Linked DNA regions of Mus musculus: region 1 is linked to region 2. The links are chromatin contacts, found by Hi-C or POLR2A ChIA-PET in ENCODE. All regions are on one chromosome and are shown on one strand. Each heading gives the region's core, a stretch centred on a gene start or an enhancer-like site at or near the end of the contact. The rest is flanking DNA. Distances are from core to core; before and after follow the strand shown. Region 1 has its middle 4.4 kb from the start of Gm19723. Region 2 holds the start of Cd47 (CD47 antigen (Rh-related antigen, integrin-associated signal transducer)).

Evidence for each region. A loop is a pair of places that touch in the nucleus more often than their neighbours do. ChIA-PET counts read pairs that join two places held with the same protein, here RNA polymerase II (POLR2A).
Region 1: a map of heart shows a loop between it and region 2 (2.7-fold over the local background). The contact joins the enhancer-like site here to the promoter of Cd47 in region 2. A Hi-C loop is called at or near these places in 4 of 37 maps with a recorded cell type or tissue (adrenal gland and heart). POLR2A ChIA-PET finds 5 or more read pairs at or near these places in 1 of 5 experiments (Patski).

Annotation. Positions count from the first base shown.
Region 1 is chr16:49,947,523-49,955,424 of GRCm38, reverse strand. It overlaps Gm5486. Among named protein-coding and RNA genes, the nearest start is that of Gm19723, 4.4 kb to the left of the region's middle. Within about 2 kb of position 3,103, at least 2 of the 3 ENCODE cell types and tissues checked have a DNase peak (open chromatin) inside an H3K27ac peak, as active enhancers do; they include heart, where a contact is called at or near this core.
Region 2 is chr16:49,849,996-49,857,282 of GRCm38, reverse strand. It overlaps Cd47 (CD47 antigen (Rh-related antigen, integrin-associated signal transducer)), which reads right to left and starts at 1,622. Exons shown (of 9, transcript NM_001368415.1): 1 at 1,451-1,622. The coding sequence starts at 1,496. It also overlaps Gm4633.

The DNA of each region.
Region 1 (7,902 bases), core at 1,854-4,353, 97 kb before region 2:
CTACTGTCCAAATCCAAGCCTGGTGGACTCCTGTCACATCTTAATCTTCTGTGCTCAGATTTTTAATTCCCAGGGCTACTGGAGTTTTAGTATGATCCTGGACGCCCACCTACACTTTTGTGTTTAGTTCTTCATCTTCAGGAATACCGCGTTCACTCTTCTACACTGGCTCCTGTTCCCTTACTTTTTTTTCCTCTTCTTTCTTTTTTGTAACTTTTGTTAAATTTGTCCTTTGATAACTCGATTGACTCAACGGATATAGAGCATTCTGCCTCTCACATCTCTCTTCTCCTCTTTCTCCTGCGCTTCCCCACCTCTCCTCACGTGTCTCTGTCGCACATCCATACTGATGTCTTTTTTGCTTTGTTTTGTGACCCACTGAACCTGACCGAGGTCATCTGTGTGACGATGGAACCATTTGGAAGTATCCACTGGAACTTGATGAAGTCAACAGCGGGAATACAACTGAAACCTCTGGTTGTCCCCTCTCTGAAACCTTCAGTAGTGCTTCTTATTTTCACCAGGCTCCTGTGTCAAGAACAAGTCCTGTAAGTCCTCTTTGGTTCTGAAACTGTACCTTCCTCTAGAGAGTAGATGCAGGTCAAAAGCCCTGCCGCCTTGGTTCTTAGGAATGCACTTTCTGTATACAAAGAGAGTAATCGGAGACTTCTCATGACTTCTGCTACCAAGTGACTTTATCATTATCACCTGTATCTGTTTACAGTTTCTGCTGTTGTGAATAGCCTTCAATTTGGTAGCATTGCAAACAGAACTATCTGCTCTTCAAATTCTAGAGAATGGGAGTCTGTAATCCAGCTATCATCAACAATACGTGAGGGTGATGTTCTGTTTTCTGGTGGCTCTAGGCATTTCTCCTTCACCTGGCGTCATCTTCTATGCATCTAATTTCCTGTTTGTCTGTTAAGGCTACTTCTGGTGGTTTCTGGCCTTACCTGCCTGATCCAGAATCATCTCTTCTCAAGATCTTTAACTTGAACCACCTTGCAAAGACCCTTCTCACAAATTCCTGAGCTTTCCATGTGGTTATGCCTTCTGGGATGCCTTTTAGTCTTCCATCCCAGGGAACCTAAGAAGAAAGGCTGGCTGCTTCCTTCTCACCAGAGTGATGATGGTCTTTGGATATGGGCCTATCTATTTATTTTCTCAATTTTGTAGACAATCACTGGGGAAAGAAAATCAGCTCTTTTTAGGCACACACTAGGAAGTTTGGTGTTTACAAAGGCAGTGTTGTTTTCCTGCTCAGCTACACAAAATTAAGCTCAGTCCAACCTCATTTCCAGACACTCAATCTGTCAACACTCCTGCTCAGTCCCCGCCCCTTATAGGAACCATCCGGATGGGCTCTATTTCCTTTTGTCACAAATACACCACATTCCATTCTGGCTTTTTTCTTCCTGGAGTTGATTTCACAACAGCATTTCCTCAGATTGCCTTGTTTCTGAATTACCTCACTGTTAATCTCTCCAGTGATCATTCTGAGCCAAACTCCTGTTTCCTCCCGCTCAACATGGGACTATTCAGCACATTTGTGATCCTCACTCCTTCCCAGACAGTCATTAATATGAAGTTAAGGTACAGCACTGAAGTTGATAATATCCTCCCAGAAGGGGTAGAAAATGACTGGTTGCTATTTTACACAGGATATGACAGAAGTGATTTCTGCTCTCTGGAATCTCAGCGCAAAGATGGCTTCATGTCTCCACGCTGAGAAATACCTGGTTACCTATATTTCAGTGGTTAGTTCCACAAGACTCATAGGTTTTCACTGTTCAGCCTTCTGTCCCACTTAGGGACACACCTAGGGACTTTGTGACTTTGTCCATCCACTGGCCACTCTGGCCAGATCTGCTCCTAGGAATAGCTCCTTTTTGTGCATCTTCAGCTTCGGAGATTGTATGCATCCGTTTTCATTTCATACTGAAAAGCATGAAGCAGTTGGCTGGAGATCACTACCTTCGCTTTGCAAATTGAGAATCCATGGTTAGATGATTGGAATGGAGTCACCAGCCTGAATGTGGCAAAGTTGTAACATAAGAATCTCAGCCGTGAAGGTAATTTGCTTTCTATGCTTGGACTATTCCTCATACTCTTGGTTTCTTCTCCATTGGGGTGACAAGTACTAACCAAAATAAATTTGCAGAAGGAAAGGTTTATTTCAGCTTACAGGTTATAGTCTGTCATTGAGGGATTCCAACTGATGCAGAAACCCTGGAGGAATGCTGCTTACTGGTTTGTTATCCAAGGCTTACACGGATACTTTTCATATACAGTTCAGATCAGTCTTCCTAGGGATGGCACCACCCATAGTGGGCTGGGTCCTTCCACACGAATTAGCAATTAAGGAAACAGCCACAGACATATCTTTGATGGGAATCATTCTTCAATCCATATTCCTGTTTCCCAGGTGACTCCAGTTTATGTGATGTTGACCAAAGCTAATCAATACATCCCATCCCCCCCCTTTTTTTTGCTGTTGTTGCTGCTGGTGGTGGTGATAGTTTTGTCTTTCTTTTTTCATCTTTGCTCCCACCTTAACCCAATTTCTACCATCTATCTTCCTCTGTCCTCTCTGAACCAAAATATACTAGCTTCACCATTACCTGTATAGTCTTTGGTACATGTCCTAGCATCTCTGAGTTTCAGTCTTTTGGTCTGAGAAGAGGAATATTATTAATTTCCATGTAGGACCATGGTATGTGTTAGATGAAAATGTGAAGAGAGATGGGGGAAAAGAGAATTTAGGAAGACCACATGTGCATAATTAAAACTCTGCAACCTGGTTGGCAACCAGCAGATATTTCTTTGCTCCATTTTTAACAGCAGGGATTCATAGCTAAGATGGTACACACTCATTCCTGCATCATCCTCACCATAGAACTGCTGTATATGATTTATTAGGAGACCCTGGCTGTGCTGCTGTGACTGTGAGCTGTGACCAAATGAGAGAAGCCTGATAGATGTGGTCAGAGTGATTAATAGCAGCTTGTCTCTAGAGCTATGGGAGTGGCAAGTGACATGCTGTGCCCTGACTCCCCTTCTAATTCTGCCCTGTCTTTTTCAGTTGCTTGGCCAAGCGGAAGCTCCGCCACCTCAGCACAGTGTCCGGCTGTGGTCCCTGGATTTCCTGGATCACAAAGATATATTCTCTGGGCACTGGCATTTATCCAGAGTAGAGTTTGAGCTCAGGATGTGTGTACAACTACATGTCCGCACTTGACTGATTGCATCTCAGGACAAAGTGTGGGTCAGAGAAGGCACAGCAGAGTCACGCCTGTGTATGTTTCGTCCCTGCTACTGCAATGTCATTGTCTGGAGCTTTTGTGATGAGCAATCCATCAGGAGCACCGCATGCTGTACAGTGTTAAGAGCCGTGTCAAGCCAGAGTCTAGTCTCATTTTCAGATCTTGTGGTTACTGATGACACATCTTCTGAAAATGAAACAGTAGCCTTTTGCTAAGCACCATACTTACCAACTCCCCTTCTGCAGATGTCCAGATGCCTCTAGTGTTAGGTCAGGAGGATTAAACAGAAAATAACAACAACAAACAACAACAGAAACCAACTCATTGACCTATCAAAGCTGAAATACACCACACACACACACACACACACACACACACACACACACACACACACCATATCTTGATTGCTGCCATTCCAGTACTCACTGATTTTATCAAGGGAAAAATAGCAGCGAAAATGGCTTATTCTTCCTCAAGCCAGCTCTTGAATAGAAAACAGAGTGTGTGGGACTGCAATGTGTCAGGAACAGGGAAATAGAGGTCCTGCCTTGCTGGGTTGGCCTTCCTGATCTCAACCCCTCCACCCCAGTAGAGTTGGAAAAAACACAGCAGTTCCTATTTCAAATTACACAGTTGGATGATGTTTCTCTTGGCTCCAAGTAGAAAGGCTGGTGCCCAGAGCGATTTTTTGGCAAAAGTGCAATATATGAAGTTTTTCTTCCCTTCTAACATTCTCAGCATCACTCTTAATCACTTTTCTCTTGATCTCTATCCAAGTTTCCCAAGAAGGATTTCTTTTTTCTCTCTTGCCTCATCTACTTGTGAACTCAGAGGGATCTGCGACAGTTTCTCCATCTCTAAAATCTGTGGCAGTGTTTCACAACTGTAATGTGTATATGAATCTGCTATACTTAGTCCTTTTTCTGATAACAAAACACCTGAATCTTAGTAATTTGTAAAAAAGAGAGGTTGCTCTAACTCACAGTGTGGATAGCTGGGAGTTCAAATAATATTGCACTAGTTCTGGTGAGAAAGCTCCTGGCTACATTGTATCATAGAGAGAGGGAGAGATGGCATGGCAAGACAGAAAGCCAGAGGGCAAGGAGAGGCAAGTATTGCTTTGTTACATCAACCTCTTCCAAGAACTGACTCAGTGTTCATGGAACAGTGTTAGTTCCTTCCATTCCTTTTATACCCATCAATCTTGGACACCTAGTTTCCTCTCATTAGGCTCTACTACCTCCCAACATGATGGCATCTGGGCTAAAATCAGAGCACAAAAACCCATGTTGAACATATTCAAACCACAGCCAGACCATACACATAGTATTATGAAAATGCAAACCCAGAACCAGTAGTTCTGGAGTGGAGTATGAATCTGTATCTCTGATATGCTTCTAGCAAAGATGGTGTGGCACAAAGCCATAAACCAATGCCAGGGGGAAGCCAACCAAAACTGCTGTATCAGTATTTAAGTAGGAAAAGGAAGTTCTACAGGTGCTGAACTCTCTGGGAAAAAAAATGATGATGGCTGAGGCCTGAGCTCCTGCAGGCTATTTTAGTCTAGGAATTAAAAAGTGATTGCTCACACTTTTAGCTTTGTGGGGCTTACACTCAGGAAACATGACCAGCTGGACACCTCAGCACTGGATGTCCCCAGGGAAGGAGGACCAGATCAGCCCTCATTTCACGATGATTGAAATGTTCCAAGTAATGGGATTTTTGAATAAATTAGCTATTCATCACGAAAGAGGTATTATAGATAAATACCCTACCTCATTGCTATTCTAAGCTGTCCACCAGTCATCTCTTTTTAAGGAGAAAAATAGAAGAATTAATGTGATTCTGAACAGTGATCTGCTTAATGATTTCAAGGTTTTTATCTGAAGAGTATTTCAATAAACTACTTTAAAAGAAGTGGAAGGGGGAAAAGATGCATGAAGGGCCCATAAATTGCTGAACGGTTGGTTCTCTAGGACTAGAAATCAAGAAAAGGGGGTGAATGTTATAGGAAGATATTTAAGTACTTATTCAGTAAAACTAAATAGAAAATCAATCAGAAAAATAAAAAATTCATAAATCCAATTGCCTCTAATTGGCTTAGCACATAGTACAGAATTTCAAATGTTTGTCTGCGAACGACTCAGTCTCTTGAAACGATGCCTCCCAGTGCAGGAGAGAGTATTTGGGTTACATTTCTTTTCCTATCAAAGAAAACTCATCAAGCCCACAGCAGTCCTTCAAAGGCTCAGTTTGAAGTAAGAGAACTCCTTATGGTGGCTATTTATGGTGAAATTCCACTAAAGATTTTCCTAAGTCAGGAAAAACACATTTTCATACTAGTCATTTAATCATTTATTAATTTCCTACTATGTACAGAGTACTAGACTGGGTCCCACTGGAGAGACGACATACTGAGCTAGAATTCTTGAGAAGTTGTGATTTGCTGGGTGAGGGGGATGTTGAAGGAGAAAGAGATGAAAGACTAATTACCCAAAGGACAAGATTGACATGAGTAATTACTTACAGAGATCTCACCACGAGGTCTGAGAAGGAGAGACTGGGTGCTTTCTGCTGAAGGGAATTTCAAACGTTTCTTGAAGGAGGTGAAACTCACTTCAGTGGGCATGAAGGCATGTCATAGAGGGTAGGAAAAAAAATCCACAACTCTGAACAAGTGTCCAGCAAAAATGTGAGTCGGGCTCAAAGAATGTAGACTTGTAGCTCTTTACAGTGAACTCAGTCCATTCTGAGAACCTGAAGTAAGGCTGTCGATTTTGAGCTTCAGTGTCTGCCTCTCCATGTTTAACTTCATTGACTTGGGTCACTTCCTTTGTTTCTCTTGTCAGAGCACAAGTATCCTACAAAGGGCTAGAGAGATGGCTTAGTGGGTAGTGCACAGATGGCTATTCCAAAAGAGCTGCGTTGTTCGATTTCCAGCATCTACTCTGGCAACTCACAGCCCTTTATAACTCCAGCTCTATGATATCCAATACTTCTGGCCTCCATAGACACCTGTATTATATGCACACACTCCCATCCAGAAATGTACATGTACAAACAATTTAAAAGGAAAGTAAATATTTTAATAAAATATTCTTGTGTTATTGACAAAGTAAGGTTGTCCCTTCCAAGGAGTCTTAGCTTTACTTTAAAAAAAAAAAAAGTATTTCTTTACAGTATATTTGCTTAGGAAATCTAAGAACTTACAATATGAGAGTATTCATAATGTAAACAGTAAAAACAACTTTATGAAGCAGTTGGTCTTGCCCCTCCCTTGCTTTTGTCTTAAGCGTTTTCAGTATTCCAGACCTTGCCCATGTCTGTTCTCAGAGTGGAAACAAAGGAAAAGAATCACACCCTTTTCTAAGGTGAATCTTTATCCCCTAGAGGAATTTCTGGCACCTGCTTGATGGTCACATTTTCAGACCCGATGATGAACCAAAGGCCACCTTTTGTGTATTATACAAAGAGTATGTGTTTTAGAAAAGGAAAGTCCCAGGTTTTGCTTCCAACTCCACCCTTCAGAGCACTGAGTTTAGGTCAAGCTGCTCTGCTTCTCAGAACTGAGACCTCTATTTGTGCAGACGGGAGGTGACTGGTTAGAATCAAGGTCAGATGACATCACAAAGTCTCCTCTGATCATGACAGGAGGTGGCCAGTGTGATATTACCTATGAGCAGGCCATTCTCAGCACAGATGCGATAGACACGCCTTGCCAGAAGGGCACAAGGCAGCTAGCTATAGTGAAGGTTATGGGGCCCTCCTGCCTGCCACTAACTCAGAAGAGCTTCACACACTCTTTCCACAGCCCCTGACAAACACACATCACTGTCCCTGTCCAGTTCTTGCAGACTGGAGCAGTCATTTGGCTCTTAGGGGAAGATTTCTTCCTTTAGGAGCCTTTGCCCCTCACAGACAAGGCAAGGGCTAGTCTCTTCTCACTGCTGTGGCGACTTCTAATTTACCATCATCCAGTGTCCTCCCTGCTTAGAAAATTCACACAAGTAAGTACCAGCCTGACCTGTTGTGGAAAAGCACAAACATTCTCAAGTGAATTAATAAATCAAAGGGGGAAGTAAGGGAGAGAGGGAAGGAAGGATGGAGGGAAAGGTCCTGTTAAAATTCACTGCACTCCAGCCACATAGACCAGTGTGGAGGAGTGAAGGATAGTGTGTTCAAACTCAGTTGGTAGCCACCTAAGAAGAATCAAAGGTACGTCCCATTAATATGCTATGATCTTTTCTGAAAAAAGCAGAAAGACAATACAGGGGCTCACTCATTCCTACATGCATCAGCTTCGCTTTCAGCACAGTCCTCACTAATGTTTAACCGCCATCACCAAGATCTCGCGGCCCCATGAACTTCGCACAATAAATTTCCACAGGCCGACCCTCCTCTGTGGCTCAAGAGAGAGCTTCATAGCCTTGTTCACCTGCTTTACAAACTGGTTCCCTTTTACTAAGTAGGGTAGATGAATATTTTAAAATAGCCTTTCAGGAAAGTATAATAGAATATTCTATCACTAGGTACTCTGTGTCTGTTTGCAATGCAAAATATTTGATGGGGCCTGGGATGCAGAATTTGAAAGGCTCTCCTGGTTTTTATCTGGGTTGCATATTGGGAGTCGTGGCAAGGA
Region 2 (7,287 bases), core at 373-2,872:
CAAAACTACAATTCTAATAATTTTGCTTTTTAGTCTACTTGAGAATTAGGCTTAAAAAAAAACATAATATATGGCTTAGACTTTTCACTCTTCAGACAAACAAGATTCACTGTCCATGGTCTGAATCAGTAGCATTTTATAACAGATTTGTATCTGGCTCAATATGAAAGCTCTCTGATTATACAACAGGTATTTGAAAACAGTGTTATAATGATAACGATGGTAACAAGCACAGTAAAAACGACTAAAATCAGAAAACATCCAATACCAACAATTTAGATAACACAGGTCTTTATTATTATCAGCTACAACACCCAGGATGATTGGGAGAGGGAAGTGGTGGGCAGGGTATTAAGGGCATCTTGGAAATAGATCCCAAACACTGGCCTTTATAAGGCATTGTGAGGTTAACCATCAGTTTAAGGTTCAATTAATTTAGCATCCATCCTAAGACAAATTTAACATTTGCTGTTATCCTGCTGCAAGTCTGTTCCGATTCTTACCAAAAGTTCGCAGAGGAATCTGCAGATATGAAGCTTGCCGGGCGGTATATGGTCACAAAAATTCCTATTCTTCCCTCGGCTTTTTACAAAGGAGGTACGCGTTCATAAACAGCAAAATACTTTACAAAAGAGGAGGTGCATCCCTGGCAATTACTGTCTTTAGACCACTGGCAATATCTGGGCAAATCTTAAAATACGTTTGCTCCAAGGAAGAGGGAAAAAAAAAACTTTAATCTACAATAAGGAATATATTAAAGTGCTGGCAAGGGAGGGGGGTAGCGGGGGTGTCACGAGAAGTGTTTCCAGGAAGCTTGTTTTGAGGATTCAAAACAACAACCACAAAAATACGCGGTCAGAGGGAGGGAAAGAAAAAAAAAGCTTCGATAAAAGCTGGGTGGGAAATAAAACTTGGGTCCACCGTGTTCTCTCTGCTCCAGTGCTTACGCGGTAGGGCAAAAAGCCTTTCTGGTCGACTTCACCAAAATGCGCACTTCATCACAAGAGGCCCGGGCCTCCCACTCTAGTCCTTCAACCCCAAATGCTGCGTGAAAGCTCTGAGAAAGGAGAGGGGTGCAAGAGGAGGGGATGGGGGGGGCGGCAGCTGCCCCCTCGCTTTCTTTGCAGTTGGGGTTTTGCACAGTTGCGGTTGTTCCCAGTTCTTCCTACGTGTGCGCACTGGAGAGTGAGGAGCTTCAGCCCGCTCTCCCCGGGGGGGAAAGGGACTAGGGAAGGAGAGCAGAGGGAGGAGGCAGGGGCGCCGATGCCCCGCCGGGCCCTCCCACAGTGGCGCTCCGGGTGCGCAGGGCCCGCGCATCCCGCCACCCCTCTCCTCTTCTCTCTGCTCTCCTCCGGGCGCCGCCTGGCCGGCGGGGGTGCAGCCCACACTCCTGCGGGGGCGCCTGGGTGCTGCGCACCAGCCTGAGAGCCGGGATCCCCGAGCCACTCACCGCAGCAGCAGGAGCCCAGCAACAGCGCCGCCGCCAAGGGCCACATCTCCGCGCCGCCGGGGGGTCGCCGCCGCAGGTGTCTGGAGCAGCCGCCGCCTCCGCTGCTGCCTTCAAGGGAAACGACCGACCAGCAGCGCCGCAGCAGTGACAGGCAGGAGCGGCCGCCCAGGCTGCCCGGGGGTGCGCGCGCGCGCGTGCTCGCCGCCCCGCGCACGCGCACTCCGCCCCGCCTGGCCGCCTCTGCTCGTTGACGTGACGCCAGCCTCACACCCAGCCCTGGGCAGGCTCCGGCGGAGAGCGCCAAGAATCAGCCTGTCCCCGGGGCTGCGCGGGTTGCACTCTCTGCTCACGGCCCCCGTCCCTCCAGCCAGCTCTCTTCCGGCTTCGTGTCCTGGGCCGGCCTGAAAGACGGGAGCATGGGACACACACGCTCACCGGAACTCACGGCACGCGTCCCTGCGCAGCCCCGCTGCTCTCTACTCCCTCTGGCCAAGCTCGCCCTGGACCTCGGAGCCGCCCAACCTCAGTCCAACTCCTCCTCCCTGCTCTCCCGGTGTAGGCGCTGCTTCTGCTTTCACCATCTTCCCTCCCAAGGCGCGCAGCCCTGGAGCCGCAGGGCTGGGCGGAGAGAGGGCGCTGTGACCAGGTCCTGGCCCCCGAGGAACTCCTTCCCTCTGGCTCCCCCTGGCCCTGATCTCTCCCCGGTCTGACTTGTTCCAGAAGTGGACCTCCTTATCTGTTTTTCTTTCTTTGTTGGCTAATGTTTTCATCCCCCAAGCAGGGTTGGGCAATCAAGTTCCATGCATAATGAGCAGTTTAAAACCACGAAGGAGAAAGGGTGACAGACACAAGGATTGTGGCAGACAGGCCCCGTGTGAGTAAACAGATCCTTGACGCTATCGGCAATATTGGGAAACTGGCTTATGTCTGCATCCTTGTGTAGACCTCTGACCTGTTTGAGTTCAGTTCTTGAATAGGTTTAAAAGTGTAGCTCTAAGCCACTCTCTTCACCCTGAGGCAAAGGTCCTTTGACTAAAAGGACTTGATCTCTGTAATAATGGGTGCCCATTCTGGGTGATATTCTCTGAGCTGAGCTAAAAGACTATCACACTATTTATTGCACTTCTTAAAGTCTTCTACCCCATTTCCTTCTCAATAGCCAGTGTAGCAGCAATCCAATTCAGGATAAAACTTGCCACTGTCTATGATGCTGTGACAGTGTCCTTATTTCATGATTATTTTCCTAAGGAAATAACCACTCCCTCCCAGATAGGGTACCAACAACAAACTAAAGTAGGATTCCACCGAAGTCAGTCTTGGACCAAAAGGTTTCTTGAGCTTGCTATAAGTTACTTCCCACCCAGCAGCGCAGAAGATCTGAAAGCAACCACACCTAAAAATTTCACCGCAGCATGAATTCCCCGTTCTTTTGATACCCTTCTATAGTCGGCATACTCTAGCACCTACTTAGGGGTGTCTGAGAGGTGCAAGAGGAAGTAGCTAGAATCTCAAGTAAGGGTTCAATGACCCTCCTGTCACTCTCCTTCCTGGAGGAAAGATCCACAGTCAGCACATCCTATCTTGAGAGTCACAAGTAGTCACCACTGTTCTGAGGAACATGATTGCTGTTACGCTCAGAGAATAGCACTCAACAAACATCCCTTAGTATACAACTGTGTGTGTGTCTGTGTGTCAGAGAAAGAGAGAGAGAGAGAGAGAGAGAGAGAGAGAGAGAGAGAGAGAGAGAGATTTCCTCCACATTATCAATTCTTTAAACCCCAAAAGTTCCCTTTCCCCCCCACCCCCATTGATCTAGATGATGTGTTAATGTGACTTAAGAGTTCTGATGGTTAAGGTTTTCAATGGCAGACCAGATACCCTCCGACTATCAAAGGAACCGGTTAATGCTGATATGGATACAAAACAATGACCGCTCACCAGACCTTGAGCGTTAGGGACATTGTGTATCAGAGAGCAGCTGCTCGGCTAAAAAAGGCTGTCAGCTGTTCCTGGATGCAGCTAACCCTGTAAAGCTGACTACTGACTGGAAAACACTGTGCCCAACCTGCAGAGGTGGAGATCCAGTGATGCTCTGTGTTATGCTGGGAGCTACGGGGGCCATATGATTGTCTTCTTGTGCAGAAAATGGAATGGGCATAAGTTGGTTGGATGAGAAGTCAAGAGGGTGGTAACTGTTCTCTCGGGCATTTGAGATGGGGCGTGAGGTTGAGTCTATCCCAGAAAAGTTCTATAGCAATTTCTGCAGAGTTGATAACTTCTCTCTGAGAGAACCTTAAACTCCAAGTCCAGAACCTAAAGTCCTTAGAAGTTCTCTTCCAATTGATCCAAACATTTTTATCCAGACTTTGAGCTTGGCATGAGAGAGGAGGGGATAGGTGCACATTAGATATTTTGAACACAGGTAGCACACATTAACTATGTTAATTAAGAGTCTCCACACAAGCTGTGGGTAGGGTGTTGTGCCCAGTTCAGATAAGGAAACAGAAGAGGTACCATGGGCCTGGAGTTACTTATTCTGGTGTTCTCTGGAGCTCTCACCTGGGCCCTTTCCTTGAGTTTTCATCAGACGTGTGGTTTCCCCTGAATCACTTCTGACCTTAGAGTGGAGGAATATGGAGTTACAAGCTCAGAGAAGTCGGTATCTATGATAAGACACGTAGTTACCCCATAGCCTTCCTTCTCAATTCATGACTAGTTCCTCTTTCATGGTTAGCCTCATACTAACTTTCCTTTTCCTCCCAATCTTACATCTGCTTCTGACCATATCTAAAATCTTATATAGATACAGCAATATACTTACTCTTGATGCTTCTGGTTACTTATATGTCCATGATATATGTGGGTGTTTCATGTTCATGCATGTACTGGTACAAGGGCACATGTTTGTGCTTATATGTAGAGACTAAAGAATTACTTTGTGTATCATTTCTCTGAAAGTGTCTATACCTTTTTAAAAAAAAAAAAACAGTTTAAAGAATAAATGTCTTCCCAGACATTCTGGTTAGCTTTCAAATGAAGATCATATTTTAAAATACTTCTGGCCCAGAATTTGCCATATAGGCTAGGCTGACTAGTCAGTGAATTCCATGGATCTGCCTGTCTCCTCTTCCTCAATGTTAGGATTCCAAGACACCATAAAAAGTGTGCTTACAGATAATCACTAGAACAACCACAAATGTTAAATATTCAGGGTTGTCTCTTCAAAGGAATCTATACTGCTTCCCACACCCAGAGGCCTGGGAGTGGAGGTAGCTAGTAGCTTATGTGACTGCTGCTGCATTATCTGTAGGGCTAGGCCATTCCCGGTTCCCCCAAATTCCCACAATCAGGGCCTGAGGAAGCTAGTAGTCTAGATGGCCTCTGCACTATTTGTCTGACCAAAACCATACTTCACAGATCTGCTAGGCCCTTAAAATAACACACATAGCACATCTGGAGAATCCATCTTCATGGAAGAAATGACAGAGCTTTGAGAAGAATTTCAGTGTAATTATGATCCACTGTACATATGGTATTGTGTTACATCAGGAAACCTTTTCCCAGATTTTACTGTACTTATATATGCCCAAAATAAACTGCCTCGTGTCAGGCTCTGTAAGTTTCAACCATCACTAGCTACTGAGTCACCCTGAATCTAACTTCCTTCTTGCTTCACACAGACTATATATGTGACTTATTAGGGTGACTTATAGGCCATGAGCCAGGTATTCCAACAATGACAGTCTCCCAATAGAAAGGCCAAACTCTAGTAGTTGTTTAGTTCAGGATACTGACTATTGCAACAGTCTCAATCTGATGTTGGGGTCCCAGGGAGGTCGTAGAGAGATGCTGGTCTTCTGTCTGTATTGGAGTCCTGAAGAACTAGCTGCCAAAATGGATGAAGGAATGCCTCAGCAGCAGGATCCATGAACTTGCCATTGAGAATGAGGGCAAACATGCAAAAAGCAAAAGCATCCTTCTACGTTGTTCAGTGCGGGGGGGGGGGGGGGGCTGCCACGAGAACTTGTTGCCAAGACTTATGGTGGGTCTTCACACCTCAAATAGTGAATTTAAGAAAAGACCTTGGGGCATGTCCAGATGCTCGGGTTTTGGCTGATTCCAGGTATAGTCAGGTTGACAATCAAGATTAGACATCAAATAATGACTCTGGAGATCGAACTGGGGTCCTCGTGTTTGCAAACACTTCCATGACTGAGCTTTCTCCGAGACCTATCTGATTTTTTTTTCCCCCAAAGGAAGACTGGCATTGTCATCCTGCTGACTATTATTTTATGATCAGGCACTTTGCAGCAGCAACACTGGGTCATTCCACACCTGAAAGATTTTGCTTCCTAGCTTCTGTGTTCTCCTCATGTTGCTCCCTCTACTCGTGTGTTCTTCCCGTGTTCTCTTCTCTCCTCATCCAATGCGTTCCACACCATCCTTCAAAACTGACACTAAACATTACCTTCAAGAGGTCTTCCTTAACCCCATTTGTCGTCTGTCCCATAACTCACTGTTACCTCACAAATCTAATTACCTGTCCCCTGACTCTTTGTTCACCTTGTCAATATATATTTATTTCTATATATGTGTCTCTTCCTTCAGCGCATTAGCTCAAGAGGAGTTTGTCCTAGGTACATTTGCATCTCTGTATTCGTCAAGGTTGTACAGAGAGGGAGAGCTGACAGACTGTCATATACTTATCCCTTGGTATTTATGAAAGATTGGTTACAGGATCCTCAAGGTTTGGATCCTCACGTCCTTTATATGAAATCATATATTAGTCAAGGTTCTCTAAAAGAGCAGTACCAACAGAATAAAAATATCCCAACAAGGAATTTATTGGAATTGTTCACATGATAAAAACATGATAGCCTAAAATGGAGAGTATGTATAGATTGTATAAAAACACACCATTTATAATGATTCATCTTAACGGGATCTGGAATCAACTAAAAGGCTTGCCCCTGGGAAGATCTGTAAGGGCATTCCTAGGAAGAATTAGCCAGGGAGGGAAGACTCTCCTGCAGAGTGGGGAACACCTTTGGGCTACAGTCTAATTATAAATGGGTCACAGGAAAAAACAGTGATACTTTGTCTGCCTGGTTTTGCTGTTTGGTCATTAATTCATCTACTCTGTTTCTACTGCTGCTATTGCTGCTATCTTTCACTGCACCAGAACCCCACTTCTTTGGCACTTCCAACCTGCTAAAGACCAGAAGCCCTCCAGAAATCCTCCAGGATTTCAGTGCTAGATTGAGGCTGCTGAGACATCCAGCATTGTAGATTGGTCAGAGACAGGTTTCTCAAGACAAGTAATATATTTGCATATAACTTATTTGATCATCTCTAGTTTGGTTATTGTATGTATATATATTGTATGTAATGTGTATATATAATATATGTGATATACAATGTACATTAATGTTATCCTGTATTCTTTTAAAAAGTAATGAAAGGAAAAAACTGTACCTATTTATAAAATCACAATATCTTTTTTTCTGAATGTTTTCCACACAGTGTTGATTGAATATGTGAATGCAGACCCATGGATACATAGAGCCTACTCTGGATGTGTATATGTAGGTAGGTGCATCAATAAGTAGTGGGAAAAATAGCTGTATAGAATGATGGATAGATAGATTGTCAGATAGATAGGGGAATTCATTAAAGGAATAGTATTGAATGATTATAGATGATAGGAAGTCCCATGATAGGCCTTTTGGGAGCTAGAGAACCAAGAAGGTGGTCCCAAATCTCAGCTCCCCAGAACTAGGGATGTCAAAGAGATAACTCTCAGTACAGGGCTGAAGATGTGCGAACTTGGTGGACTT